Regions from separate parts of the Homo sapiens genome. Here region 2 is linked to region 1. The links are chromatin loops, found by intact Hi-C in ENCODE. Cell type or tissue: Caco-2. All regions are shown on one strand. Each heading gives the region's core, and the rest is flanking DNA. Links, peaks and the distances in the headings are about the cores only. Region 1 holds the start of ENPP1 (ectonucleotide pyrophosphatase/phosphodiesterase 1). Region 2 overlaps ENPP1 (ectonucleotide pyrophosphatase/phosphodiesterase 1).

The links. Peaks named below come from ENCODE experiments on the same cell type or tissue, not always from the same donor. Only the 100,000 strongest peaks of a DNase experiment are listed, where the experiment ranks them.
Region 2: it touches region 1 in a loop (2.2-fold over the local background); 2 of 110 quality-filtered maps call a loop at or near these places.

The regions. Positions count from the first base shown.
Region 1 is chr6:131,802,441-131,818,111 of GRCh38, forward strand. ENPP1 (ectonucleotide pyrophosphatase/phosphodiesterase 1) reads left to right here and starts at 5,580. Exons shown (of 25, transcript NM_006208.3): 1 at 5,580-5,835. The coding sequence starts at 5,596. In Caco-2, for the core only: no CTCF peak of the experiment used is centred there; DNase peaks (open chromatin) are centred at 5,351 and 5,891; H3K4me3 peaks cover 1,399 bases.
Region 2 is chr6:131,888,752-131,904,422 of GRCh38, forward strand. ENPP1 (ectonucleotide pyrophosphatase/phosphodiesterase 1) reads left to right here. Exons shown (of 25, transcript NM_006208.3): 25 at 1,590-6,404. The coding sequence ends at 1,760. CCN2-AS1 (CCN2 antisense RNA 1) reads left to right here and starts at 13,201. Exons shown (of 3, transcript NR_187596.1): 1 at 13,201-13,400; 2 at 15,196-15,483. RefSeq lists enhancers at 6,474-6,618, 12,571-13,124, 13,125-13,677 and a cis regulatory region at 6,540-6,553. In Caco-2, for the core only: no CTCF peak of the experiment used is centred there; a DNase peak (open chromatin) is centred at 6,470.

The DNA.
Region 1 (15,671 bases), core at 4,116-6,615:
ATACTGTGAATAGTAAGTGTAGGAGGGGCATATGGACTCCTTACATGTTGCTGGCAGGAATGTACAATGGTACAGCCACATTGGGAAACAGTTTCTCTGTTTCTCAAAAATTTAAATATACGCTTTGCATATGACTTAACAATGAAACTCCCAGTTATCTACCCAAGGGAAATGAAAATGCAGATTCACACAAAGACATGTACATGAATGTTCATAGAAGCATTATTTATAATAGCTCAAGCTGGAAATAATACGAATGTCCAGCAACTGGTGAAAAGATAAAATATGATATATCCATACAATAAATTACTACTATGTATAAAAAGGGACTACTGATATTTGCATCAGCATGGATGAACTTCAAAACATTATGCTAAGTGAAAGAAGACAGACACAAAAGACAACTTAGTATAATACCATTTAAATGAATTTTCTAGAAAAGGCAAAGCTACAGACAGAAAGCAGAGAAGTCTTTGGTTGGGACTGGAATGGGAGTTTTTGATTATACATGTGCAGAAACAAACTTTTTGAAGTGATGAAATTGTTCCAAAACTGGATCATATTAATAGTTGCACAACTGTATAAATTATTAAAAATCACTGAACTGTATGCATATAATGGGTAGATATGATAATAGGTAAATTGTACTTTAATCAAACTTAAAATTCAGGTTACCTGGCAACCCTACATTTTGTTTGAAATAGAAGTGTAAGAGATAATGAAGGAGTGGCAGATACCGTGGTTAACAAAAAGTGAAGGACTAGAAACCAACTTCCTGTAGCAGGTAATCAGCGACAATCTGGGGCCAGTGGTGTGGGGGTAAAAAGAATTTATGAAGATACTTGTAGGTAAAGAAAGTCATATTTATTAGAGCACGTATGAAAATGTGTTGCAAGGGAACAATGGGCAGGCCAGCAAGAGAGGAGCTGACTGCAAGGAGACGAAGGCTTGCTGGGGATGTTCTAGAATGGTGCTTGTGCTGTGTGCTGAAGAGGGCTTTGTGCAGTACTGATAACACCGAGGTTGCAGTGAATTAGCTTGCATTTTTTTTTAATCACCCGAGGGTCTGATGATAGCTGAGTGCAGGAAGATTGTGAGTTATTTGTGCAAGAGGGCTACATGTTCTGGACCACAAAGCAAGGCAGACTTACAGCTTATCTGCTTTATATTTTTGCTTTCCCTCGGTCCCGCCATCCTGACTCCTTTTCCCTAATTAGAACCCCACACTCTCTTTGGATGGTACATGCGTTTTCCATTTTCCCAGGTTCTATTACTCTCCTTTGGATCTTACACTTCTGAATTCTCTCTATTCGTTTTGTTACCTAACTGATCCCTGTAGGCATCTCTCCTTCATCCCAGAGCAGCAAGAATCCTTTCCTTACCCTCTTTGTAGATGCAGGCCCAATAACAGGTCTCAAACCTTCCCAGAGATTATATATAAACCATGCATAATATAGGAGAAAATTAAATCTTTTTATTCTCTCCCTTAGGGGTAGTGAGTGGTTGATTTACAAATGCAAATGATAGATTTAAATGTTTGTGTAAAGTTGAAATGTCAAACATTTTGTTGGCATTTAGAGATATTATCTGAAAGAGCATTTTACAAATAAGGAAACTAAGGCTCAGAGGCTTCTGGTAATCTGTTCAAGGTCACATAGTTATCCAAGCTTCTTGCTCCAGGGGACATATTTTTGTGCTTTCAAAAAAAGAAAGAAAAATCAGGATGTCATACACATTCTTAAAAATAAATTAATGCCACAGAAAAATGTTTTCCCTAGGCCTCACAAAGATTAAAGAGGCTTGTGGGTTTTTTTTCTGTTTAGATTTGGCTAGATGTCTTTCTTGTTTTACTGGCGAATTAGAAGAAAGCTGGAAAAGCTCTGAAACAGCTGCTAAAATAATTACCCTACAGCATATTTCATTTTTTAATCACTAAGAAAAGTTGTTTCAAAGTAATATTTCAAAGTAATAATTAAACATTGATAAATTGTTTTTGTTTGGTGTTTTGGCCTTATCTACAACCAAAGCTTCAAGCACCAAGACAGAAATGTCTAAATATTTATGTTACAATAAAACTTAATAGAAAACTTACACAAAATCTTAAATTATCATCTTTACTGCTATTCCAGATTAGAGTATGCAATCACTAAAACAGAGTGATTTAGGATTAAGGATGAAACATTCATTGTTCACCTTTGCATTAACCCAAAAATTGTGTTGTGGTTTTATATCTCATGACCTTATTGTACTTTGGAATGTGATGGTGAAGCTGTCCCTCAGATCATTTAGAATAAAGAAGACTGAGGCAATATTTCACTATAGGCTTTGCAATGTCTATAGCTAAACCTGAAAATGGCATATCTGACTCATTTTTTTTTTTTTTTTTTTGAGACAGAGTCTTTCTCTGTTGCCCATGCTGGAGTGCAGTGGCATGATCTTGGCTCACTGCAACCTCCGCCTCCCAGGTTCAAGCAATTCTCCTGCCTCAGCCTCCAGAGTAGCTGGGACTACAGGCATGTGCCACCATGCCCTGCTAATTTTTGTATTTTTAGTGGAGACTGGTTTTCATCATGTTGGCCAGGTTGGTCTCAGACACCTGACCTCAAGTGAACCACCCGCGTCAGCCTCCCAAAATGCTGAGATTACAGGCGTGAGCCACCGTGCCCGGCCTTGGCTCATTTTTATTCTTCCGATTTTAGACTTCCAATTGGGTTTTTATAATTACCCATATTAAGTCCCACCTGGCACAGATGAGGCATGAGCATTAGGCAGAGGCCACATCCTGGTGACGTGTGTGCCAGGTCTGTCCTGCAGATGTGCTACATTTTGTTTGGCTTTTAAACGTGCTACATTTTGTTTGTTTGAAGAAACTGTTTCTCTGAATTTTGTAGACAACATTTTGCAACCGGAGAATTCACACAAACATTTAAATTTCCTGCTTCTCTTGAAAAATCTGACCATCTGCCCACACTGGGCACACAATCCTGTTGAATAGATGCTGCAACCTTTAACATGGCACATGGTTTGCCTTTTGCAGTGTGTATAGGGCTGCCTCAGTCAAATATGGTTCATGGCATATTGTGCTTTCAAAAAAAAGAAAGAAAAACCAGGATGTCATACAAAATCTTAAAAATAAATTAATGCCACAGAAAAATGCTTTCCCTAGGCCTTAAGATGTTTGTGACCCTGGAGACTGCACACTGTGTTTTCCAAATGTTAAGTCTTTAAAGTGGTTCGTTGCCTTGAGATGCAGACAATACACTTCTTCCATTTGTTTTGTCAGGTTTAAAGGCACTTTGGATAATGTCTCTGTTGAGTTGCTTTTAGAGGTTTTGACACTCATTTGACCAGTCTCAGTGGAGCAAATCTTTGTCCTTGAATCTGATTTTTGGAAAGAGTCAAAGGAAAATTTGGAGCCAAGTTTGGGGCAGAAAAATATGTGTGATTATGAAACAGTGAAAACCTGTTTCTCTTGGGTGGTTTGTGAGCTGACTCAAAGGTAACTTTTTAAAAAAGTTCAATAATGCTTTGAGGGAAGGCTTTTACTTCTTCCAGATGTCAACTGTCCTTTCTACTAAGCTCTCATAATATTGAAGTAGCTTTGTTGTCTATGGTGACATCCGAGGTTCTTGGTCTCACGGCCACAAAGATCAAATATGTGGACACACACAAAGGGTGAGGTTTGGAGCAGAATTTTTAATAGGCAAAAGGAGGAGAATAGCTCTGCTACAGAGAGGGGTCCCAAAAAATGGGTTGCAATACGTGGTGAAATGCAGGGGTTTTTATAGATGAGCTAGTGGGGAGGCGGTGTCTGATCTACATAAGGAGGGAAAACCCGGTTTCGTGCATATGGCATGAAAACCCGGTTAGGACCAGGTGTGTCATCTGCATAGGGCTTAAGTGTCTGGCAGCCCCGGCCCCAATCTTCTACTATATAGGCAGGTAGCTACTCCGTGTTGCTTATTTCCTTCTTACTGTGCATGTGGTAAAAAAGAGGGGAGGTGGAACCCCCATGGTGGACATGCCTGGCCCCAGTAGCCCCTTCTGTCTGTGCCGCTGCCGGCATCTCCCGTGCAAGCTTCCAGTTTCCTTACCTATGTTTGCAGCCCAATCTTCCAGGTTGCTCTTTGTTAGAAAGGAAGTGATTTCTTGGGCTGCTTTTTGTTAGAAGGTAAGTTCTGCCGAGGGCTCTTTTGCTCATACTATCTGCCTAAATAATTTCTATCTCCTGTATCAATATCCTATGTGTGACTCTATTCTGCATATATGACTTAGGTTTTAATTATTTTGTTTACGAGTTGGTCCTACCCCCCCACCCCCGCTTCCACCACACTTAAGGAAAGATACATTTTAATTCATTTTTTATATGGTATGCATAGTTGGAGGCCAAAAGATTGAGTTGAAGGATTCATTACTTGATGAATAAATGGATGGGTGGATGGATGAGTCAGTATAAATGAAGAGCATCCCAAGTTGACTATTTTAAAGGGATAACATGCATTTTATATTTGTTAAACATTCATTCTCATTTGTAAACACTTGTATATATTCATGTATTCAAAATGTATTGAAAATTAATTGTTTTCCTTGGTACCTGAAGTCAGTCCTGGGTATTGCAAAGTAGTTCGAAGTCACTGGTTTCCCTCTGTCTCACTTCACTACACACTGGTGATTTTGCTAAGTGATGAGCCAGAAAATGTACAAGTTCCAGAATCAAAGGTAAAACAAAACCCACCAAGAATCAGCTCACTGTTAGCGTCCTAGTTGAAAAATAAGGCTTATCAAAGTATTTCAGATTGCATTAACACTTTTGATATAGCTAGGTATCAGTGTCAACCTCAGGAGAGGGCAACGCCAACTCCTGAAACCTTCAATACAGAAAGTCTAGAAAAATAAGCAAATATACATACAAACAATAGCGAGAAGACTCCAGAAACCACATAAAACCGTGGGAATCGAAATATCCCTTACGTGTGTTCAGTACATGTGAACCCACGTATTTTAAGTGGACGATTTCTCTCTCAGAGTACCGTAGGTAGTGGGGGACGGGGCGCAGAGGGGGAGAAACAGAAAGTCGCCTTCCTCCATGGTTCATTTGCATTTCCATCCAGAAACTCACAGGTCGACCCCAAGACTCCACTCTCTCCCGCCTTTGAGAAGCCGGACCGGCATCGGCGGCTGCATCCTTCTCCTCCTCCCCGCTCTATTTTGGGGCCCCATGATCTCATGCCCTCTGCAGACCACACGCTGCAATTCCAGCCCAGCCCGCGCCGCGAGGCCACGCAGGGCGATTCCTGCAAGTGTCGGGAGGGTGGCCGGGGCGCGGGGAGGGGACGGCTTGGGGGGAAGTTTAAGACACGCCCACGTAAGGGACCCAAAATAACCGACACACAGAGTGCCCGAAATCAGACAGGAAGCCAAATAATCCGGGGCGTTGAGTCGCTTTGCCCTGACTGCGAGAGCCGGGTGTAGGGCGGGGAGCCAAGGATCTGACCGCGAGGGGCGGGCGCGGCGGGGAGGGGCGGGGCGGGGCGGGCGGCGCGGGGCCTATTAAAGGCGCGGCCGGGCAGCGGGGCCGGAGCGGCCGGGGCCACGATGGAGCGCGACGGCTGCGCGGGGGGCGGGAGCCGCGGCGGCGAGGGCGGGCGCGCTCCCCGGGAGGGCCCGGCGGGGAACGGCCGCGATCGGGGCCGCAGCCACGCTGCCGAGGCGCCCGGGGACCCGCAGGCGGCCGCGTCCTTGCTGGCCCCTATGGACGTGGGGGAGGAGCCGCTGGAGAAGGCGGCGCGCGCCCGCACTGCCAAGGACCCCAACACCTATAAAGTACTCTCGCTGGTAGGTCCGCGGCCAGGCCCCGGCGCCCGGGAGGGCTGGGAGTACGGGGAGGGCGGCGCCGAGCTCCTGCGCTCTCAGCGCAGTCAGCACCGGGCACCGGAGAGAGGCATGGTCCGGGAGTGCTTCTTCGCCCGCGCGCTCTCCTCCGCAGCCTTTGCAAGTGCCCTACACAGCCGCCCCTGCCAGGTACCTTGCCAGGGCAGGATGGTTCACTCTCACTTGAATTATGGATGCCTGTGAAAGCAGGCTGTTCAAAACGGTCATCCTTAGAAATACTCGACCCCCTGCCCCAGGAGAGTACGGGTTTTTAGAGGAGAAAAATGTCAAACGCGAAAGTTGTTGGTCTTAAGAAGGTGCATCAATGTGTTGCTTCTTTTAGGGGGCTCTGGGCGCAGTATACATGACTTCACTTGGGTTAACTGATTGCAGTTGAAGAGTTAGCGGAGCTCTTTAAGTTTTATTAGGAACTCTACGGAACACTTTTTCCCTTTCGCTCCGTTTTGGAATTTCCTTGCAGGTGCTCAGAAATTCCATGGATGTTCACATTATGTGACTGAAGAAACCTTTATGATTCTTTGCCCACTCTTCTAACCAGAGGCTACACGGTTTGTGTTGCTAACAAAAGCTACCTATTACTCCTCTGCTATTTTGCTATGACATTTGCAGGACCCACAGTCAACTTCATGAAATGTGGGGGTTGGTTTTTATTCTGAATTCATGGTGGGAAGTGCTGATTGAGAGAAGGCCTGGATTCCTGGCTGTTATTATTTGCTGAGGCCTTGCGTAACTGTCCCTAAACCTCAATTTCTAATGTGTGAAAATGGGACAACATCAACTCCCTTGTGCATTGCATGGGATTATTGTGAAAATCAAGCTGAAGAATGTAGGTAGGGAAGTAAATTGAAAACAGCAAGGAAATAGAATCATTTTTATTGTATTATATGGAAATCACAGATTTCTATGTATAGTGTACCCTAAAATATATCCCCTTACATATGATTGAATAATGCTTTGTAGAAAAATTTCTAATTTTTCAAGTCTCCTTTCATTTTGTATGCATTTCCATTTTCACTATATTTGGGACATCATGGAGATGCTATAATACTTTGAGGAATCAATCTTCCTAGACTTAAGAGATGGTGCCGTATGCTTAGTACTTAAAAAGAAGCCTTAGTTTCACAGAATAAGTACCCCAAGCCACATGATGTTTGCATCTCAAGATAAAATTTTGCATCTTGTAACACTGTTTTGAGTCTATAATAACACAATATTGATGAGAACTTAGTCTCTTGAGTCACCTTTTAAAAATTTTGTTAATGGAAGACCTTAGCTTTTACAACCTGATCACTTAAATTGTTTAGTATTAATACCTTGAGGTGTTTCACACACGATGAGGTAGTCGATAATTGTATATGGAATCAGTGTGTAACTCTTGTGTAAAACCATTTCTACATGCCTATAAACCTTTACAGGTTTTCCAATTGCAAAATTCAGGTTTTAAATTTTTCTTGCTCATTTACTTATACATCCACAACAGATATCAGCAAAGGTCTAGTTTTGGAATAAGCTGTCCAGTCTTTGAGACCTGCAGTCAACTGGTCAAACAGCATTCTGTGTGATGATGCTACTCTGGGCATTTGACATGGAAGTGTCCTAGGACTTACTTCCACAAGTAGGACTATTATGGACCTTTTTTATCCATTAATTGGGGTCTTTTGCATCTATTGAATTGGAAAGAATTCTTACTTCATATCTTTTGATGGAACACTGTGAGACATTAACATACAAATGTTACCAAATAGACCTGGTGCGGTGACTCATACCTATTATCTCAGCACTTTGGGAAGTTGAGGCGGTTCCATTGCTTGAGCCCAGGAGTTTGAGACCAGCCTGGGCAACATGATGAAACCCATCTCTACAAAAGATACAAAAATTAGCTGGGTATGGTAGCATGCGTCTATGTCCCAGCTACTTGGGAGGCTGACATGGGAGGTTCAGCTGAGCCAGGGAAAGTTAAGGCTGCAGTGAACTGTGATTGTGCCACTGCACTTCAGCTTGGGTGACACGGTGAGACCCTTTATTGTTGAAATTGCTATTTAGCTACTGAACTGAAAGTGCAAACTCGTATTCTTCTTTCCCTTCCCTACTTCAATACCTTTTTCCCCCAACCCCGCCCCCCCCCCAAAAACTTCCCCAAATAATGGGCTTCCAAATGGAAAAGGCCCCAAAAGCATCCTGACAATTGTCGTCAAAGAGCTCTGGGATATGTCTTCTAGAAAGGAGCTGCAATTATAGAATTCCTTTTGTTTTCAGATTAAACCTCAGCACACTTTTCATAAAGCTGCAGAAACAGATTGAACTAATTGCAACCTGGGGTTGGGATTAGGAGAGGCCCAGCACTATGATCCTCAGCTACACTGTTTTAATTTAGCAGGATAAATAGAAGAGTTGCGTTGCCTTGCCTTTCAGAGGCAATCATGTTGCAGTGGCAATGTAATTTTTACATTACTCTGCAGTTTTCTCAGATAAACTAAAATGATGTAGATGTGTGAGAGTGGATGAAGGAGTGAGGATTCTGTCCTACCCTGGCTTCTCCCCATTGTGGTGGTTGATCTTAGGAGAGGGCCACCAAGCTGTGCTTTAGAGGCTTTTGGCCCTGGGCCCTGGAATGCTTGTGCCTAGGTACTGAGCCAAACTGAGGAAAACAGCAAGAGGGAAAAACAAGTATTATTCTCTACATGTGTCAGTAGGTATGTTAAATATTAGATGCCTTTCCTTGGTTGTAAATGAAGTTTTGAACTGAAGTGTAGACTTCCACCGAGATGTGTTGACTTGGAGATGTATTTAAATATCCTTCTTGTTTCTTGGTGTGATTTTACAGTCATGTAATTCTCAACTACATTGCAATACATTTCTCCAGTTAGCTCCTCAAAAGCATTTTTTTTGTGTTGTTTGTGACCTTCTGCTATACTTATGAATACATATATCTGTGTATCTGTGTATGTGTAAAGGGCTTGCGTATGGGTGGTGGTCACTGAAGACTACTTTCATGTTTCAGTGAAAGAGTTCTTTAAAAAAACATATATCTATATCTATATCTATATATCTATATCTATATCTATATCTATATCTATATCTATATCTATATCTATATCTATATATATGTAGAGAGTCCGTTTGGCTCAAGTTTGAGGACTGCAACCCAGGAGCATAGATTCAAGTTGCCCTGAGTAGATGCTCCTATTAGCAGCAGTTACAAATGGGTTTTTAAAGGAAAAAGGAAGAGGCAGTTCCTAAGTTGTTTATCAAGCATTCATGTTACAATAACGAGCTATTGGTTGGCTATACATTGTTCTTTGTATCACACATTCCAGGAACATGAAGATAGTGGGTGAGGCAGCTGTCAGGAACAAAATGCTTTTAAAGAATTGCCCCTGGGAATGGGTGCAGTGATGTGACTGAAGTCCCATGCTCATGTCCCTCTGGGCCTGATAAATTTTGCATAGTTCGCATATCTCAGACTGCTCTGAGCAATTTTTCTTTCTCATTTCCTCCTTTTAATAAAAATCTTTCTCTTCTTAAAATACTGATGATCAACGTTTTGGATGTAAGTTTGTCCCACATTGCTGGGAAGGCTCATTTCCGGATAGTCTTGTCCCATGTCAGAGGGAATGAGATGGGCAGAAGTACTATCACTTAAAAACTTAGTGAGGTTCCAAGGCTGAATTGGTAGGCAACAATTCAGGGATTGGATTGAAAAATAAGGGGACAGAGCAGCGGGATTTCAGGTCATTCACTTACACTGGAGTTGAGGTATGTTGGGTCATTTCTAAGCATCTAGCTATTATGATGAGTTTTTTGTTATAGAATTTTGTGGTAGACTTTAGACATCTAGAAATACAAAGCATAATCAATTTAAGAATCAAAAGGATGACACAAATAAGGACAATTATCAACAAAACAACTTGAAATACAAATATGAAAAGTGTTCCTATTCCTGAAGGTAACCAAATGAATATTTTAATCCACTTCTTGTCCTGGTCTAAAGAACAAAGTGTTGAAGATCTCCACTGAGGAAGATGTCCACTTAGGCAGGGTAGCCTGATATTGGCCCTTCTAACGTGGCTAGGAGTCCTTTATTTGATGGTATTTTCTATTAAACAAAATCTTCCAGGTTGGAGACCATGATCTTTGATGTTTTTGTCTCCTAAGAGCTTGCTGTTAAAAGAATCCTTAATTAATTTAGAATTTTCAGTGAGAAACTTATAAGGCCTTGACAATAGTGAAGAGTATCACCTTGTTAATGGAAAAACCAAACTCTGTAAAATATTTTAAAGAGCTTTATCCTGAGCCAAGATGAGTGACTGTGGCTCGGGGAAACACTTTCTCAAGGAGTCCTGAGAATGTGCACCTGAGGCAGTTGGATTACTGTGTGTTTTTATATATTTCAGGGAGGCAGGAGTTACTGGCAAAGACATAAATCAGTACATGAAAGGTATACATTGATTCCATATGAAAAGGTGGGATATCTTAAAGCAAGGGCTTACAGGTTATTTATTCAGCATATTCAGAGATTTTTTTTTTGAGACAGTCTTGCTCTGTTGCCCAGGCTAGAGTGCAATAGCACAATCTCGGCCCACTGCAACCTCCCGCTCCTGGGTTCAAGCGATTCTTCTGTCTCAGCCTCCCAAGTAGCTGGGATTACAGGCACACACCACCACTCCTGGCTAATTTTTTTGTATTTTAGTAGAGACAGGGTTTCACTTTGTTGCCCAGGCTGGTCTTGAACTCCTGAGCTCAGGAATTTCACCCACCTCAGCCTCCCAAAGTGCTATGATTATAGGCGTGAGCCACTTTGCCCGGTGATTCGGAGATTCTTTAATTTGCAATTGATTAAAGGAGTAAGGCTCTGTCTAAAACTTGGAATCAACAGAAAGGGCTGTTGTGGCTGTGTGTGATGGCTCATGCCTGTAATCCCAGCACTTTGGGAGGCTGAGGCAGGTGGGATCATTTGAGGTCAGGAGTTCAAGACCAGAATGACCAACATGGTGAAACCCCTTCAAAAAAAGGGTGAAACCTCTTTTTTTGTAAAAATACAAAAAAAATTAGCAGGGCATGGTAGTACATGCCTGTAGTGCCAACCACTTGGGAGGCTGAGGCAGGAGAATCGCTTGAACCTGGGAGGCGGAGGTTGCAGTGAGCCGAGATTGCACCATTACACTCCAGCCTAGGTGACAGAGCAAGACTCTGTCTCAAAAAAAAAAAAGGGATGTTGTAAGTTAAGCATGATGCTATGTAGCAAAATTGATGGGTGTGCAGACATGACTTAACCCTCCCCTTGCATACCCTTAAGGTCTTGTTTATAACTTGGTGTCTTATTGCCACAGAGACGTTTTCGCGGTCTTATTTCTATTGTAACATTAATGCTGGTCAATTGTTACGCCTCAACTCCAAAAGGGAGGGAGTAGAATTAAGTGCGTTTGACCTCTCTTCCTATTTTGACTGAGAGCTCAGTTTTTGAGGTTTCTCTGGGGTTTCCTTGGCAGAGAGTGGGTCCACTCAGTTGGTCGAGGGCTTTGGATTTTATTTTTAGTTTACAACTTTTCAGGAGAGCTGGTTCGTAGTCTCCTTCATCCAGGTGCATGGATCTTTCCATTCTTATTTCAAAAGGAGAAAGCTGATGTTTTCCAAGCAGGGTAGAATGTAAGTTAAGCAAATGGAAGAGCCTTAGGCCAGGGAAGGTTAAAGCTTTCTGTAAGCTTTGCCAATTAACTTTTCATGATTCCATTTATTTATTCTTCCACTCTGGAAGACTGAGTGTGGTTTGCACAATGGAAATGCCGATCCATCCAATCTCAATGAGCTTCAACCACACAAGATAAGATTTCTGGCGGAGCATAGAGGCTAATGCCTGAAATCCCAGAACTTTGGGAGGCTGATGTGGGAGGATTGCTTGAGCTCAAGAGTTCACGACCTACCTGGGCAACAGAGTGAGACCTCATCTCCACAACATGTGGTAGGACTTCCAAAAATGGAGAATGCAATGAGTTCATGCTGGTACCAAGCACTGATTTTAGAGAAAAACACCAGGTGGTGGTGGGAAGTCACTGTGAATCCTGCTGACCTAAAGAAAAAAAAAACCAAGGCAAAATTAATGTAATTATAGAGCTTTATTTGGGCCAAGTTTGAGGAATACAACCCAGGAGCATAGATTCAAGTTGCCCTGAGTATATGCTGTGAAAGACTTCTTTATAAGAGGCAGAAGCTGGCATTATTTGAGATTTGGGTGTAAAAATTATAATTCAATTAGCTTCCTTTTCCTTCCCTTATGATCCATTATCTTAACTCTAGAATATGGAAGGAAGAATGTTCAAGCTAAGTCTCTGCTCTTAATCAGACTTGGAGTTGACATTGCTCCTTTGGTTTATAAAATTTGTTATCTGTCCAGCCATAGTTGAACATTTTAATTTCAGAATAACCAGAGCATCTTAAGAGGCCAGAGAAGTGTTCTCTGTGTCCCTTATGGTATTTGTTTCACATGTTCTAATAAAATACATAAAGGATTCCTAGGAACCCAAGACTGTTGTTTTTACTATTAGGCAGAGGATAGTACCTGACACTCAATGTCAGCTTTTAATTGCTTGAATGAATGTACTGCATTTTTTGTTAGACTGAGCCACACTTTGATTTGGAAAAGGGGAAGATGGGAAGACTAAATACACAAGCAGGGACCCATAGGGTCTGTGATGGTCAGGAATCCACATAGAGATGACACTTGGGTATAAATTCAGGGGTAAGATTAAAACTGGGATATAATTTTATTTGGGTATAGGGAGATGGAGGAGATAGTGAAGGAACAGAAGTACCCAACTAAGGTGAAGGTGCCTAAGAAGAAGGCAGACGGGGCCTCTGTGATAACGTGGATTCAGAATCAGAAATCTAGTCAGTGAACATTCTCTCAGGTACAGACACTCCAAGTGTGGCAGTCGGCATGTATGAAGGAGAGCCTCCTTCACTTACACCAAGGCCTCTTTGGTTTTGATAACTTTGCTGCCACACCCTGAATTCAGTCTTTGTGATTCTTCGCTCTTCTTCAGCATTGCTTTCTGTCCCTTCTTTTCTTCTGCCTTGAATCTTGTTCTGGTATTTCTTTTTCACCATTTGTAGCTCAGCTGTTTCCACTCCATGTTGTCTCTTTCTCAGGGATACGTAGCTACTGTTTCAAAAGCACTTTGCTAATTTCTATTTCACTTGTTTAGTTAACTTTGGACACTCAGTTTTGTCATCTCCTGCCCCCATCATATCCTAATCATGACTCTGAAGAAAATCCTTGGTGGTCACATTGAGAGACCTTATGTGTTCTGTATAATAAAGAACTGGGGGCCATTAACCTTTCTAGAGCATTTACAGAAATTTTTATCTATCAGCCTTTTTTTTTTTTTTGAAACGGAGTTTCACTTTGTAGTGCAGGCTGAAGTGCAGTGGAGTGAACTTGGCTCACTGCAACCTCTGTCTGCCTCCCGGGTTCAAGTGATTATCCTGCCTTAGCCTCCTGAGTAGCTGGGATTACAGGCGCACACCACCACACCTGGCTAATTTTTTTTTTTTTTTTTTTTTGTATTTTTAGTAGAGACAGGGTTTTGCCATGTTGGCCAGGCTGGTCTCGAACTCCTGACCTCAAGTGATCTGCCCGCCTCGGCCTCCCAAAGTGCTGGGATTACAGGCGTGAGCCACCACGCCCGGCTGTATCAGCTTTTCATCTTCATCCAGCTGACTCTTTTTATCTTAAGTAGCAATGTTAAAGGTAAATGAAAATAGTTTCATATTCAATTTTGCTCTCAAGTTTGATGACTACCATTGTAAAATATTTGTGTGACATTTAAGATACAGCAAATGTATTTCATCTATATTGTGGCCTTTTTGTACAAGCCAGAGAACTTTATCATGATTTATAACTTCTTTTTTTTTCTTACTATGGGGAGAGGCATTTAAGTTCCAGACAACTTAGGAACAAATAAGCATTTGGAATACAACTTGTAATTAGAGATCTGCTTTTGGTTAAAATAAGCATGCCTCCATCAACCATAAAATACCCCCCAAACAAGAAAAAATAAACAAGAAACCTTTTAGCAAATGAGCTCAGGGCCGAACATAGATTACTCTTCTAAGCATAAATCTTGTGCAACAAAACCTGATACTCAGAATTCTGACCCAGCTCGAAAATCCCTTGTCATCGGATAAAAACTAAGTTATGCATTTACCAAGGAAAGACAATGTAGGAACACATTTAAGGTTTTTCAAAAGAGTGACCAGAATGTTCAGTTAAATATTAACGGGAAGACTATTTTCTGAGTATTCTAGTTATCTGAGATTTAGTTGCAAGAATTAAGATATCTGTAGTGTCTTTGAAAAATTATTTTTACCTTTTTTTACTTTTAGTTTTTAGAAGAGGTGTTGGTAGAAGTGTAGGTGGTAGAAGTTTAGATGGTTATAATCATTTTTGTAGCACTTGGCAGCTTTAAAAAGCATTTCCCATATATTTTTGATTGATCCTCAATACTCAACAACTGTGAAATAGGAAAGTATGATGACAGTCAATTCTGCTTTACAGATAAGGAATCTGAGGCTCAGTCAGGGATTCAGTCAGGTTTCCATGCAGACATTATTGTGCATAAAAACCACCTGGGAAGTGTTAAAGACAGAGATTCCTAGGCTCCAATCTCAGTGATTATGATTTAATAGATTTGGAATGGACCCAAAGAATCCTCACTTTTTAACAAGCACCTCAAGTTATTCAGATGTAGGTGGTTGATTTACTCTACTTCTAGCAACAATGGGCTAAATTTATAGGCAAAAGCCACACCATTAGTACATAATAGACTATGATGGTAACTGGAAGGACTTTTATCTACAGATTTTTATCACGGACTAATAGCTAATGCCATCCCATTCATTTGCTAAATGTTATATCCTATTCATCAAGCTTGGCCTGCTGTTGGGTTTCCAACTCTCCTTTGCCTGCTTCAGTATAACAATGTGTAATTAGAACCTAAGAAATTTCTGGTGTGGTGATGCTAAAGCTTGCCTCTATATTGAGATATATATGTGTCTTTGGTAGTTCAGTGATGAGATTTTCCTGGGTGGAAGCCAAAATTAGTGCACTTTATTAGTGTGAAGTCAACAATCAGCTGTTTCTGGGAGCTTCCAAAGTAGGTATACTTTTGGGAAATTGTGCTTTTCTTCTTAGTTTGAGTTTCCTTCTTGGCTTATTTTGAAATGTAGTAGAATAGAAAAATAGAGAGTTTTGATAGAAAGTGATTTTGGGATGTGTGGTGGCTCATGCCTCTAAAGGAGACCGAGGCAGGAGAATCACTTGAGGCCATAATTTAAGATCAGCCTGGGCAATATAATGAAACCCCATGTCTATCTCTCTCTCTCTCTCAATCTCTCTCTGTCTCTCTTTCTTTCTCTCTCTCCATACACACACACACACACACACACACACACACACGTGTGTATGTACATATCTCCATATTTTATATATATGTATAATATGCATAAGAAAATCATTTTGGAGGAAGTAAATTGTCACAGCGAATTGTCACAAGTGTTTCTCATTTATGGATTGACCATTTTCTCACCGTATTTCAGGACTTTGCACAGACTTAGCTGGCAAACATCCTATAACAGGTGTGATTTGAGAGTCTTAAAAAAAAATCACTATCTTGGTTTTCAGGTGAATATTTTTGAGAAACTAGCTTGTTCCTAAAGATGTGTTTCCCGATCCCCCTCCTGCTTAGAAAGCTTTTTTTGACGTTAGCAAGCATCTGGGGGAT
Region 2 (15,671 bases), core at 5,377-7,876, 88 kb after region 1:
GTGGGCATTGTTGGAAACATGCAGCTATTCCCTGCTTCATTATTTCGTTTGAGAGATTATATTGTCATTGAATGTATCAATTAGAGTAGGGTTCTGCAGCAAATAACAGAAACCCCTTTGCAGTGGCTTAAGCAAGTCAGGGATTCCTCATGGAACAGCAAGTCCAGCTGCACACAGTCCTGGGATGGCGCTTTGGGTCAACTGCACCATTAGGGACCCAGAACTTTTCCCTCTTTCTGCTCCACCATTCTTAGCATGTGGCTTTGGCCCACGTGGGCTTCTTCATGCATCTTTGTAGGTAACACATTCTCATAAAAACTAGTATTTGTGTAGTACATTTGCACACATCATTACGTTTGATCCTCAAAATAACCCGATGAGGAGGATACAGATAAAGGAATCAAGACTTATATGTTAAATAACTTTCCTTAGTTTACCTGATACGATTGTCACAGAACCAGCCTCTTTTAAAAAAATTTTCAACTTTTAAGTTCAGGGGTACATGTGCAGGATGTGCAGGTTTGTTGCATAGGTAAATGTGTGCCATGGTGGTTTGCTGCACAGATCATCCCGTCACCCAGGTATTAAGCCCAGCATCCATTAGCTATTCTTTCTGATGCTCTCCCTCCTCCCACCCCCTGCCCTCCAACAGGCCCCAGTGTATTTTCTTCCCCCACACGTGTTTATGTGTTCTCATCCTTCAGCTCCCTCTTATAATTGAGAACATGAGGTTTCGATTTTCTGTTTCTGCATTAGTTTGCTAAGGATAATGGCCTCCAGCTCCATCCATGTCCCTGCACAGGACATGATCTTTTATGGCTGCATAGTATTCCATGGTATACATGTACCACATTTTCTTAATTTAGTCTATCATTGACCATATACACCATAGTATTCCATGGTGTGTATGTACCACATTTTCTTGATCCAGTCTATCATTGTTGGGCACTTAAGTTGATTCCATGTCTCTCCTATTGTGAATAGTGCTGCACTGAACATATGCGTGCGTGTATCTGTATAATAGAATGATTTATATTCCTGTGGGTATGTACCCAGTAATGGGATTGCTGGGTCCAGTGGTATTTCTGCCTCTAGGTCTTTGAGGAATTGCCACACTGTCTTCCACAGTGGTTGCACTAATTTACACTCCCACCAACAGTGTAAAAGCATTCCTTTTTCTCCACAACCTTACTAGCTAGCGTCTGTTGTTTTTTGACTTTTTAATAATAGGCATTCTGAGTGATTCTTTACATTATTCAGATATTCTTTCCCATGCCATGTAATTTCTGTTTTCCCCCTTTTTTTAACCCCACGCCATTGAAGTTTCTTAAACCTATGTAATGCAGGACCATCTGTTCCAGGTATAGTTTCTTTTCCCCAAACTTGAAGCATCTAATTAAACAAACATGCATGGTATGTATTAGAAGGAAAGCTACTCAAGAGGAGAGATGATGCCTAACAAATCATGTGGCACGTTCCACTTCAGAGCTGAAATCTCGTAAATGATTAAACTGGGGAGATGGAGCACTTATAGAAGTGAACTGAGTGTTCTCTTGGTAACTTTTCTTTTATATTTCCTATTCTCCTAGCATGGGAAGCATGACTCCTCATGGGTTGAAGAATTGTTAATGTTACACAGAGCACGGATCACAGATGTTGAGCACATCACTGGACTCAGCTTCTATCAACAAAGAAAAGAGCCAGTTTCAGACATTTTAAAGTTGAAAACACATTTGCCAACCTTTAGCCAAGAAGACTGATATGTTTTTTATCCCCAAACACCATGAATCTTTTTGAGAGAACCTTATATTTTATATAGTCCTCTAGCTACACTATTGCATTGTTCAGAAACTGTCGACCAGAGTTAGAACGGAGCCCTCGGTGATGCGGACATCTCAGGGAAACTTGCGTACTCAGCACAGCAGTGGAGAGTGTTCCTGTTGAATCTTGCACATATTTGAATGTGTAAGCATTGTATACATTGATCAAGTTCGGGGGAATAAAGACAGACCACACCTAAAACTGCCTTTCTGCTTCTCTTAAAGGAGAAGTAGCTGTGAACATTGTCTGGATACCAGATATTTGAATCTTTCTTACTATTGGTAATAAACCTTGATGGCATTGGGCAAACAGTAGACTTATAGTAGGGTTGGGGTAGCCCATGTTATGTGACTATCTTTATGAGAATTTTAAAGTGGTTCTGGATATCTTTTAACTTGGAGTTTCATTTCTTTTCATTGTAATCAAAAAAAAAATTAACAGAAGCCAAAATACTTCTGAGACCTTGTTTCAATCTTTGCTGTATATCCCCTCAAAATCCAAGTTATTAATCTTATGTGTTTTCTTTTTAATTTTTTGATTGGATTTCTTTAGATTTAATGGTTCAAATGAGTTCAACTTTGAGGGACGATCTTTGAATATACTTACCTATTATAAAATCTTACTTTGTATTTGTATTTAAAAAAGAAAAATATTCCTATCCTGCTCACTGGTAATTAACATAGGTTTAAAATGGCTTCAAATGTGGCCCTATAGACGGTTAAAATTGTACCTTATCTTGGCAAAACTTCAGAGCACCAGTCAGTGCATGCAAGGTGCCATTTTTTATTGAGATGCTTAGAATGTTTCTTTCTGTGCACAAGACTTACCCTACCAGCAGCAGAGCCATTCTCTGTTGAGTGGTTCATTTTGAAGTTCCACAGATTGAAGAGAACATGCCACCAATCACCTCACATCTTCTTGGTGGACATGATAAATGACACAATGAACTTGATTTCTTTACTACCTTGACTGTAGCTTTTTATCCCTACCTGTGAACCTTCAAAGACTGCATTAACTTTTAGGCTACATAGGTCCAATTGAGGTATAATATCAGTACACCAAAGATTTTTATATGTCCTTCGTGTGACCATTCTTCAACGGCCTAAGGGCCAGCTGCAAAGACTTTTGGAAAATACAATTTACAACTCAAAATTATTTAATAATTTAGGAAGTTGCTTTTTTTTTTTTTTTTTTTCAGTCCTGCAGTTTCCTGAAGCTCTGTATATGATATTTTTTTCAGCCTGCTTCTCTCTGTTGTTCAGATTAGGTAATTTTATTCTTCTGTCTCGAAGCTCACTGATTCTTTATTCTGTCTAATCTGTTCTGCTGTTGAGCCCATTTATTCCTGATTTTTATATTTTAGTTATTGTATGTTTTATTTCTAAAATTTCCATTCAGTTTTTCTTTATATCTTCTATTTGCTGAGAATTTCTGTCTCTTTGCTGAGACTTTCTACGTTTTCATTTGTTTCAAGTGCATTTATACTTGCTTGTTGAAGAATTTTTATGATGGCTGCTGTAAAATCCTTATCAGATAATTCCAACATCTGTCACCTCATTGTTTGCATCTACTGATGGTCTTTTTTCCATTCGGAAACATTTTCCTGTTTCTTGGTGTGTGGAATGATTTTTTATTGAAACCTGGATATTTTTAGGTATTATGTTATGAGACTATGGGTCTTATTTAAACCTTCTGCTTTAGCCAACTTTCTCAGATACCACCACAGCAGGGGAATTGGGAGCACTGCTTCATTATTACCAGGTGTGGCTAGGAGTCCAGGTTCCCCAGTCAGCCTCCCTTTATACTGAGTAACAGGGTCCCCTCATTACTACTGGGCAAGGTGAGAATTCAGTTTCCCATTAGGTCTTTATTGATTCTTCCCTGGCTGGAATGTGCAGCGGCACCTTTTGGTGCACCCTGGGAATCTCCACTAATGCTATGGGACAGAGTGACCAGGAAGAGCTTCATTACACCAGGTGGGAATGAAATTCCCAGTAGCCTACACAGCCTTCTCCGACACCACTCTGGAGTTGTATTCTTCCAGCACACAAACATACACAATTTAACTCAAAGCATCTTAGCAGAGCTTAATTAAATGGATAGATGCCTGTTCCCTTTGCTGGATACCAAGAATACAAAAGTCAGGGAGTTGGGGCACCTCTTTACAGCTTGGTGAGAGTGTAAGTCTGGACTCCCCACTCAGCATTTGCTGGTATGGGTGGGGCCATGGTGTTTTTCCATGGTGTTTGGTTGGAGTACAGCCTTTTTTACCCTTGCTTGGCTACCCTTTTCTGGTCCTTTGGCAGGAGAGAGCAGGACTCTCTTAGGGCTTTTTTTTCCCCTGCATTTATTGACATTTCCAGGTTGCTGACTTTTTCAGCTCCAAGTTGGAAATATATGAGCTGAAAAGAAAATGTAGGGAACTCATCACAGTGTTGTTACTTGGGCCCCAATGTTCCTAGCCTATTTTCTGTCTACTATTCAGAGTCTTGCTGTGTTTTAATATAATATCCAGGATTTTTATATGCATTTAGCAGAAGGATGTCTACTCTGCCTTTGTAGAAGTGTCTCACTGATTTTTACATATTTTTCCAGCACACAAACATACACAATTTAACTCAAAGCATCTTAGCAGAGCTTAATTAAATGGATAGATGTCTGTTCCCTTTGCTGGACGCCAAGAATACAAAAAAGAACAAGTGACAATTTTCTCTGTCTTAGGGAGAAGAGACAGCAGAAGTGTAAATGATCCCTAAAGAGTGATAGATGTTATCATGAAGCCACAGGAGGGGTGCCAGGCTGCACAAAAGAGACACTGGATGCTTCTTGGTAGTAGAGGCAGTGGCTTCCCAGCCTTGGGGCTAAGGCTTGTAGGGTGAATTGGAACTTTTCAGATGAGCAAGGCAAAGAAGGGACCTTCTAACATTCCTTGGATGGAACATTTTTGACATTTTCCCATTTACAGCTACTTATATTTTCTACAAGTGTCACTGTGACCAACTTATGTACACATACTTTTTCTTGCTTAGTTATAATAATCTGTTCTTAAAGAAAATGTCAGTCTCTACATTCTATGCTGACTGTTAAGGAAAGAGCACCCACATCTGCTCCTACTTAGCTTTTTTTCTGTGGTTCTTACACAGTATTCCTTTTTTTCTTTTCTTGAAAGAGACTCCTCCTTTCTTTTCTTTTCTTGAAAGAGTTTTAAACAGATAAGATGGCAAAAGTGACTGATCTCTACTCCCCCAGTTTGAATGGTAAATTTGAATGGTAAATTCCCATGAACATATATGGAAATGTCTTTATCCTACTTTCTCCAATAAAGGCTGTTCTTAGCTTTTCAAATGCAAAGTGAAACCTTTATTTATCTTGATTTCTTTTTTTTTTTTTTTTTTTTTTTTTTTTTTGAGATGCTCTGTCACCCAGGCTGGAGTGCAGTGGCAAGATCTTGGCTCACTGCAAGCTCCGCCTCCCAGGTTCACGCCATTCTCCTGGCTCAGCCTCCCGAGTAACTGGGACTACAGGCACCTGCCGTCACGCCTGGCTAATTTTTTGTATTTTTAGTAGAGAATGGAGTTTCACCGTGTTAGCCAGGATGGTCTCGATCTCCTGACCTTGTGATCTGCCCGCCTCGGCCTCCCAAAGTGCTGGGATTACAGGCTCGAGCCACTGCCTCCAGCCTATCCTGATTTCTACTGTCATGCCTCACATCAGTCCTTTTTTTTTTTTTTGAGACAGAGTCTCGCTCTGTGGCCCAGGCTAGACTGCAGTGGCATGATCTCGGCTCACTGCAACCTCCACCTCCGGGGTTCTAGCAATTCTCCTGCCTCAGCCTCCTGAGTAGCTGGGATTATAGGCGCATGCCACACCTGGCTTTTTGTATTTTAGTGGAGATGGGGTTTCACTGTGTTGCTCAGGCTGGTCTTGATCTCCTGAGCTCAGACAATCCCCCCGCCTTGGCCTCCCAAAGTGCTAGGATTATAGGCGAGAGCTGCTGTGTGCTTCTTAAGTGAGGTAAGTAACTTCCATAGAAAATTTCCATCAGTTCATTCATGAAAGAACAAAGAACCTGGCAAAACTTAAAAAAACGTTTCCAAGAATCAGATAAAAGAGGACAAACCTTAGGGAGAAGAAGGCAGCTGCTCATTTCCAGCAGGGGAAGTAGCTGCATAGAGTACAAGGACTGGTAGGCCTGTTGGCTGTTCCTGTTTAAGGAGACAAGATGGGCATGGAACAGGGACCACCCCCTCCTCTGGGAGAAGCTGTTACCCCCTTCACTTTTCCTCCTCTGTCATTACCCACAATCACTCTCCTTCTTTGCGCTATGGTAGGTGTTTACCCATCATAGGAATGGGCATTTGAACTTTGAAACTGAATGTGGTGATTACACTTCATGCTGAAGCTTTTCACATGAGTGCTTTCATAAGCATTAAGTAAAATTTTATAATGACTGCAGTCCAAGGACATTTTCCCTGGTTTTTGGCCAGTCTAAATATTGTAAGAGAGAGAGAAGAAAAGTGTACGGAATATAATTGTCTCTAAGCTAAGAAATGTGGATGTTCAAATAAAACATACGTACAGAACTCTGGCTGCTTTCCTTTGTGGCTTTGTGTGTGGAGGATGGGTAGGATCATGGGCGATGGTGCTTCTCTGCAGACATGAAACTGAGTCCGAGGGTTGTTGACAGTTAACCACAGCTGTAATGCTGAAAGGCAAAAGAATCCAAAGTTCATTTCAGGTTCATAGAGTAAACACTTCTGATCTGTGACCTATATCCTTGTTCTTGGTATTTTAATTATATTTAGTCATACTTCCAGGTAAAAACAAATGACAGGCATATATATTCTTTAGTATTTAGAATGGTCTGGAACCAGACTTGGAACTTCTATAGATTCTTTTAATGTGAAATTTTTGTATTTATCCTCTCCATTATAGTGATTGAACAAAAAAATGTTTACTAGAAATCATATTCATACCAGAAAACAGATATGTGAAATACATTTTAATCTACTAGAAATGGAAGAATCCTTGGAAGAGGCATTATACTCATGGGATGTCAAAAGGAAGGAATATAAAAGAAGCCTCTTTCATCCTACTCAATGCTGTTGTTTTAAATTTAACTTTTTACTTGCCTGTAACTTCTCGATTCAAGGGATAGTTTTAGGATTTTAATTAAAATGACATTTTAAATGATATATCAGAAATTCAGAACTCAGAATGGAATATACTTTGGCTTTCACATAGTAGAGATACAAAATAATTGAAGAAATATATAGGAAATAAATTTTTTACAGTGTCTCATACAGTGTCTCATAATTTTGCCCCACAATGTTTAGATATTTTTCACTGTTAAAAAATGTATGCATTTACTTAGATGGCATTATGCTGGCTGTGACATAAAGGAAATAAAACAGGGATCTCTGAACCGAAAGTTTATAACTTAACTAAAAATTCTAAAGGATTTTAAATTAGACTGAAATTTTCTCAGTCCAATGAATGGATCTTGTTCAAATTTTTATAGTTTAAAAAATCACTGGCTGGGCACGGTGGCTCACGCCTGTAATCCCAGCACTTTGGGAGGCCAAGGCGGGTGGATCACGAGGTCAGGAGATCAAGACCATCCTGGCTAATATGGTGAAACCCCATCTCTACTAAACACACACACACACACACACACACACACACACACACACACACACACACAAAATTAGCCAGGCGTGGTGGCAGGTGCCTGTAGTCCCAGCTGCTCGGGAGGCTGAGGCAGGAGAATGGCATGAACCCGGGAGGCGGAGCTTGCACTGAGCCGAGATGGCGCCACTGCACTCCAGCCTGGGTGACAGAGCAAGACTCCATCGCAAAAAAAAAAAAAAAAAAAAAAAAAAAAAAAAATTCTTATGACACCTACAATTTTGGATTCTCTGTTATATTCTATATCTTGACACAATGTTACTGTCTGGAGAGTTAACCACTTGTACTAAGGTCCAAACAGAAACAAGATGGTAAATCTATGGGTCTTTTGTCTGTGTACTTGTTCATAAGCTATCTCTACAGGTTTACTCAACAGCACACTTTAAGATATTGGCACTGGAATAGATTTTCCCAGCTCAGGGTTGACAGTAGATTTCAAAGCTGAGCTTACTCTGTGTCAGGCATTAGGGGTAAGTTGGAGAACAGGGCAGGTGGAATGCCTGCCCCCTTGGTGCTCTCTTGTCAATGTTTTACCTTTATTTCAAGGTCCAGCCCAAAGCCATATCCTTAGGATCCATTGTTTATGTGGTCAGACTTTCCCAACATTGGTGGTAACAGACAGTACATGCCCTCAGTCTAGTTCTTGTTATGTATTATGGTTGCAATACAACTACAGATGTGTAATGCAGTTGATTATTCCATAACCCATACACAGTGTTGGTAGATGGCACCGTGGCCTATTAAGAAATTTTACCCAGGACCCAGACTCCAAATCCAAATACACAACTTGCTAAAAGCAGTCTTTGCAAGCTTAACACGAAATAAAATAATTTCAAAGTGGTGTGGTTATAGGTATAAGAGGATTGTTAGCTTCCACTTGGGGTTTCCAGGGACCTGGCGGGATCTTATCCTACAGAGAACACCAACCTCTTAAGGAAACTGGGAAGCCCAGAGAAGCTGCGCCACCTAAACATTTCCCAGCCTGTGATCCTGTAAGAAAAGAAAAATAGCTCAGGGCAGCCTGAGCTGTGTGAGGCATGTAGAATTTATTAGGCCCAGAGAGATGTGAGTGTGAGACTTTATTCTTACCACCCACCTCCCGCCATGCCTAGGGGCAGTTGTTTAAAGTCATTTCATTCCTTATTAGCTGCCTCACTCATTATCCTCACATGCCTGGAGTTTGTGATGCAAAGAACAATGTATAGCAAGTTATGTTGTAACAATGTATAGCAAGCTTATGTTACGTTGATGTAACTTCTTGGTAAACAATTTAGGAACTGCCTCTTTTTTCCTTTAAAAACTCACTTGTAACTGCTGCTAATTGGAGCACACATTCAGGGCAAACTTGAATCCATCCCTCTGGGTTACAATTCTCAAAACTGGCCCAAATAAACTCTGCTTATATTAAGTTTCCTTCAGTTTTTTCTTTTAGGTTAACATCAGTTACATTTGCTTAGACTGTATACTTTGAGCATATTCCTGAAAACTGTAACCCTGATGAGATTTATGTGTCCCAAGTGTGCTGTTTCACAAGTGTAATCACCTGATGGGTTCTTCCTGCCCACTGACTAGACAAAACCAATTCACTGAGATTGTGACATTGTAGTAAAGAAAGCATTTAGTTAATGTTAATCTAGCTACATGGCTCAGAGGTTAGGGTTTTTCAAGGATAGCTTAGTAGGCATGGGACTGGGGAATGGGTACTGCTGATTGGTTGGGGAGGCAATTATAGGGGTGTGAAAACAGTCCTCATGCATTGAGTCCACCTCTGAGTGGGAGACCACAGGATTGGTTAAGTCATGAGTCATGGGTCCAGGTGAAGTCAATTGCCAGAATGCAAAAATCAGAAAAATGTATCAAAATATCAATCTTAGGTTCTACAATAGTGACATTATCTATAGAGACAATTGAGGAAGTCACAAATTTGCTTCACTGGATTGAGTGAAGACAGCCAGCCTGTGAGGCTAGAAGCAAGACAGAGTCAGCCACGTTAGATTTCTCTCACTGTCATAATCTTTGCAAAGGCAGTTTCACAGGGTGAGAGCTCAATACTGTGGGATTGTTTTTTTCAGTGACTGTAACTCTCATTCGGCATTTTAGCATCTGTATTAGTCCATTCTCACACTGCTATAAAGATATACCTGAGACTGGGTAATTTATAAAGAAAAGAGGTTGTTTAATTGGCCCACAGTTCTGCAGGCTGCACAGGCTTCTGCTTCTTGAGAGACCTCAGAAAACTTACAATCATGGCAGAAGGTGAAGGGGAAGGAAGCACGTATTCACATGGCCAGCAGGAGAGAGCAAGAGCATAAGGGGATGGGCTACATACTTTCAAACCAGATCTCATAAGAACTCACTTATTATCATGAGAACAAGGGGAAGTCTACCCCCATGATCCAGTCACCTCCCCTCCGGCCCCTCCTCTAACAGTGAGAATTGCAATTTGACATGAGAGTTGGGTAGGGACACAGACCCACACCAAGTTGGCATATATTTCTTACAAAGATAGTTTCCTTTTCATATGTTTATCGTCATTGTGTTTGTCTGTTTGCATTGCCATACAGGAATACCCACAACTTGGTAATCTAAAAAGAAAAGAGGTTTATTTGCTTCACAGTTCTGCAGGCTATGTAAGCATGGCACCAGCATCTGCTTGGCTTCTTGTGAGGCCCCAGAAAGCTTCCAATCATGGCAGAAGGCAAAGGGTGAGCCAGCATGTCACATGGAAAGAGAAGGAGCAAGAGAGAGAGGGAGGAGGTGTCAGGCTCTTTTAAACACTAGGTCTTGTGTGAACTCTTAAGGTGAGAATTCATTAGCACAAGGACAGAGCCATTCATGAGGGATCCACCCCCATGACCAAAACACCTCCCACCAGGCCCAACTCTGGCATCGAATATCACATTTCAACATGAGATTTGGAGGGGAAAAAACCATCCAAACCATATCAGTCATGTCTCCAAAACCATCTGTTATTTCTAGCATAATGTCTGGCACATCGGAGTTGCTCAGTAAAAAATGTCCAGATGAATGAAAACCAAAGGTACAGTCATACCAAACATCCACTTAAGACAGCTAAGGAATAACAAGTTACAGAAATACAGCCAGAGGACAATTTCACAGTAATTATTCTTTGCCTCCGTAGTTTTCAAGTGCTAGAAGATACTTTCAATGGGAAATTTTTTGAAAGAGTTTATTTATAGATCTCTTCCCAGTGCACAAAGCAGAATTTTTAAAAATAATAATAAAAGAATAAGAATACTTTTCAAGAGCCATTCACAATTGTTTCAGTTAATCTGTCCTGTGGAAAGTCTGCTGCCTGGTGAACTGAAGGGAAAGCGTGAACTTTTCAGTTTTGACATCTCAAATGAAAACCTCTCTACAAAGCACATAGTGTTTCTCCAGTGACAAGCTATCATAAACATTCACTGGCAAAGGTGGAGACACAGGGTAGTGCCTCTTGGTTCTCACATCCCTCAACTCCAGGTAACACCTTCTGCTATGAGGAAAAGCACATCAGTGCTACTGGTGTTACTACCCCAGTAGCAAACACACTGGGGCATCTGGAACAAATAGATTTTGGGCAACTTTCACACACTTTACCAAAGAGGAGAGACATTTTCTCACCCTCCCTCCTATCTTTGAAATTCAGGGCAATGGAGTTTAGCATTGGCTAAGTTAGTAGTGAAGTGAATTAGAGGTAAACAAAATTATCCCATCCATCAGGTGTCTGATGGATAGTTGACAGTGAAACTGAAATATGGAACATAAATTTTCATAGACCCAATGAATCAGCAATATTGTGATAACCAAGACATCTCTGAAATAGATCAAATACAAATATAAAAATAATCATAGCTATCATTTACTGGGTTTTGTTCCAGACATTGTGCTAAATGATTTACATTATCCAAGCAAGAATTTGAACCCAGGACTTGGCAAAGTTCATATATTTAAACAATACTGTATATTGTCTCCTCTGAAAGCACATTGAAAATGTTCCTGTTCTTTCATTAAGTTCTATTCCATCAGTAGTTGCATTCTAAACCAGTTATTCTGGCTTGAATTCTGCTGCACTGCACAAGACATTTGTTTTGTATCATCTTCCTTTCCACTTTCAAGCATTTGAGTTCACACCTGTTGACATTCTTTCTAGTCCCTCATAGAGGAAGTGTAACTCTTTTTCTTTCAGACCTGATGCCTCACTTCCTACAAGGCTTTGTTTCTCAAATCACACACACACACAGCCCCCCCCCACAAACACACCTGTAATTCCCACCTCTGTACTGCTTCCATCTCTCTTCTTGAATATGCTCTTGTCCTTCCATTTTTCTATTGTCTTTACCCCATTCCTTTTGTTGCCTCTGGCTCTCTTAGGCTTCTCTTTACTGTGGGACAGGACTAATAGTACTTGGTTTATATTTTCTGTCTTTATTTCCTTACTAAGCTGTCCCTTTTTTATATGTCAGTTTCTTACTGCCTCCTAACACCTCCCCACCTCCCATAACCTCCCTTTTAAAAACAATAGAGATTTTCTAATGGCAGATTTTATTTTTATTTTGAAAATTAAAAAAAAATACTGTGAAGTATAAGGAAGAAATTAACAAGCATCCATGCAACCCATGACAGTTAACGTTCTGCCTTCTTTGTTAGCTTCTTGATTATTGCATTAATCTCTTTTAAAAATATTTTTCATCACTGTGATTATCTCAAACATTCCTATATGTCCCCTTGCTTTCATTTTTTATCAATGCTTATTATATTACCTGCTATTTCTAGTTTATTATTTCTATATTTTTATTTTTTGGGACCTGCTATTCCCTGTTTTAAAATCTCTTTCTATTGTTTTATTGTTTCTTCTTTGAGCTTCTTTTTATTTATTGGATTTGTATTCCTTCCTATCAACCTGTTATATAACATGAAACATTTTTTCAGTGTTTATTCTCAATTTTATCACCTGTATTTTCTTCTAAGTGGAGCAGGTGGAATGAGCCTTTCCTTTCTACCTTCCTCTCTCCCTCTATTTCTTTCTTCCCTCCTTCCTTCTTTTATTCCATCCTTCCTTGTTTCCTCTCTTCCTTTCTTTGTTTTATTGTTTTAAACCTATAGCATATTTACTGAGTTTAATGCCATTTCTTTTTATGTTATTCAAGATCGACATTCTATTTTACTCTGAGATGGATAGGTGACCATCTTCCAAATTGTGTCTGAGTTATTTGTTTCTTCCTTTACAGTGTCAGGGAGGAACATTTTGTAGCTTATCAACTTTTCTGAAGCCAAAAGGAAGGTTAGTGTCAGGCCTCTGAGCCCAAGCCAAGCCATTGCATCCGCTGTGACTTGCACGTATACACCCAGATGGCCTGAAGTAACTGAAGAATCACAAAAGAAGTGAATATGCCCTGCCCCACCTTAAGTGATGACATTCCACCACAAAAGAAGTGTAAATGGCCGGTCCTTGCCTGAAGTGATGACATTACCTTGTGAAAGTCCTTTTCCTGGCTCATCCTGGCTCAAAAAGCTCCCCCACTGAGCAACTTGTGACCCCCCACTCCTGCCCGCCAGAGAACAAACCCCCTTTGACTGTAATTTTCCTTTACTTACCCAAATCCTATAAAACGGCCCCACCCTTATCTCCCTTCGCTGACTCTCTTTTCGGACTCAGCCCACCTGCACCCAGGTGAAATAAACAGCTTTACTGCTCTCACACAAAGCCTGTTTGGTGGTCTCTTCACACGGACGCGCATGAAATTTGGTGCCATGACTCGGATCGGGGGACCTCCCTTGGGAGATCAATCCCCTGTCTTCCTGTTCTTTGCTCCGTGAGAAAGATCCACCTACAACCTCAGGTCCTCAGACCGACCAGCCCAAGGAACATCTCACCAATTTTAAATCAGGTAAGTGGCCTCTTCTTACTCTCTTCTCCAACCTCTCTCACTGTCCCTCAACCACTTTCTCCTTTCTACTCTTCAATCTCTCCCTTCTCTTAATTTCAATTCCTTTCATTTTCTGGGAGAGACAAAGGAGACACGTTTTATCCGTGGACCCAAAACTCAGGCGCCGGTCACGGACTGGGAAGGCAGCCTTCCCTTGGTGTTTAATCATTGCAGGGGCGCCTCTCTGATTATTCACCCACGTTTCAAAGGTGTCAGACCACGCAGGGACGCCTGCCTTGGTCCTTCACCCGTAGCGGCAAGTCCCGCTTTTCTGGGGAAGGGGCAAGTACCCCAACCCCTTCTCTCCTTGTCCCTACCCCTTCTCTGCTTTTCTGGGGGACAGGGCAAGTACCCCAACCCCTTCTCTCCTTGTCTCTACCCCTTCTCTGTTTTTCTGGGGGAGGGGCAAGTACCCCTCAACCCCTTCTCCTTCACCCTTAGTGGCAAGTCCCGCTTTTCTAGAGGAGGGGCAAGTACCCCAGCCTCGTATCTCTGTGCCCCAATCCCTTATTTCTGTGCCCCAACCTCTTATATCTCTGCACCCCAATCCCTTATTTCCACGCCCCGACCTCTTATCTCTGCACCCCAATCCCTTATTTCCGTGCCCCGACCCCTTCTGTACCTCATCCCTTATTTCCATGCTCCAACCTCTTATCTCTGTGCCCCAACCCCTTTTCCCACTTTTCTGGAAGGTAAGATCCCCCGAACCCCTTCCCTCCTTTTCTCTAGGCTTGCTTCTTTCACTATGGGCAAACTTCCACTCTCTATTCCTCCTTCTACTCCCTTGGCCTGTGTTCTCAAAAACTTAAAACCTCTTCAACTCACACCTGACCTAAAACCTAAATGCCTTATTTTCTTCTGCAATGCCACTTGACCCCAATACAAACTCGACAGTAGTTCCAAATAGCCAGAAAATGGCACTTTGAATTTTTCCTTGCTGCAAGATCTAAATAATTCTTGTCGTAAAATAGGCAAACGGTCTGAGGTGCCTGATGTCCAGGCATTCTTTTACACATCACTCCTTTCCTAGTCTCTGTGCCCAGTGCAACTCGTCCCAAATCTTCCTTCTTTCCCTCCCGCATGTCCCCTCAGTACCAACCCCAAGCGTCACTGAGTCTTTCTAATCTTCCTTTTCTACAGACCCATCTGACCTCTCCCTTCCTCCCCAGACTGCTCCTCATCATGCCGAGCTAGGTCCCAATTCTTCCTCAGCCTCCGCTCCTCCACCCTATAATCTTTTTATCACCTCCCCTCCTCACACCTGGTCCGGCTTATAGTTTCGTTCCGTGATTAGCCCTCCCCCTCCTGCCCAGCAATTTACTCTTAAAAAGGTGGCTAGAGCTAAAGGCATAGTCAAGGTTAATGCTCCTTTTTCTTTATCCCAAATCAGATAGCGTTTAGGCTCTTTTTCATCAAATATAAAAATCCAGCCCAGTTCATGGCTTGTTTGGCAGCAACCCTGAGACACTTTACAGCCCTAGACCCTAAAAGGTCAAAAGGCCGTCTTATTCTCAAAATACATTTTATTACCCGACATTAATAAAACATTAAATAAAACTCCAAAAATTAAATTCCGGCCCTCAAACCTCACAACAGGATTTAATTAACCTCGCCTTCAAGGTGTACGATAATAGAAAAAAGTTGCAATTCCTTGCCTCCACGGTGAGACAAACCCCAGCCACATCTCCAGCACACAAGAACTTCCAAATGCCTGAACCGCAGAGGCCAGGCATTCCTCCAGAACCTCCTCCCACAGGAGCTTACTACACGTGCCGGCAATCTGGCCACTGGGCCAAGGAATGCCCGCAGCCCGGGATTCCTCCTAAGCCGCGTCCCATCTGTGTGGGACCCCACTGGAAATCGGACTGTTCAACTCACCTGGCAGCCACTCCCAGAGCCCCTGGAACTCTGGCCCAAGGCTCTCTGACTGACTCCTTCCCAGATCTTCTTGGCTTAGCGGCTGAAGACTGACACTGCCCGATTGCCTTGGAAGCCCCCTAAACCATCACGGATGCCGAGCTTCGGGTAACTCTCACAGTGGAAGGTAAGCCTGTCCCCTTAATCAATATGGAGGCTACCCACTCCACATTACCTTCTTTTCAAGGGCCTGTTTCCCTTGCCTCCATAACTGTTGTGGGTATTGACAGCCAGGCTTCTAAACCTCTTAAAACTCCCCAACTCTGGTGCCAACTTAGACAATACTCTTTTAAGCACTCCTTTTTAGTTATCCCC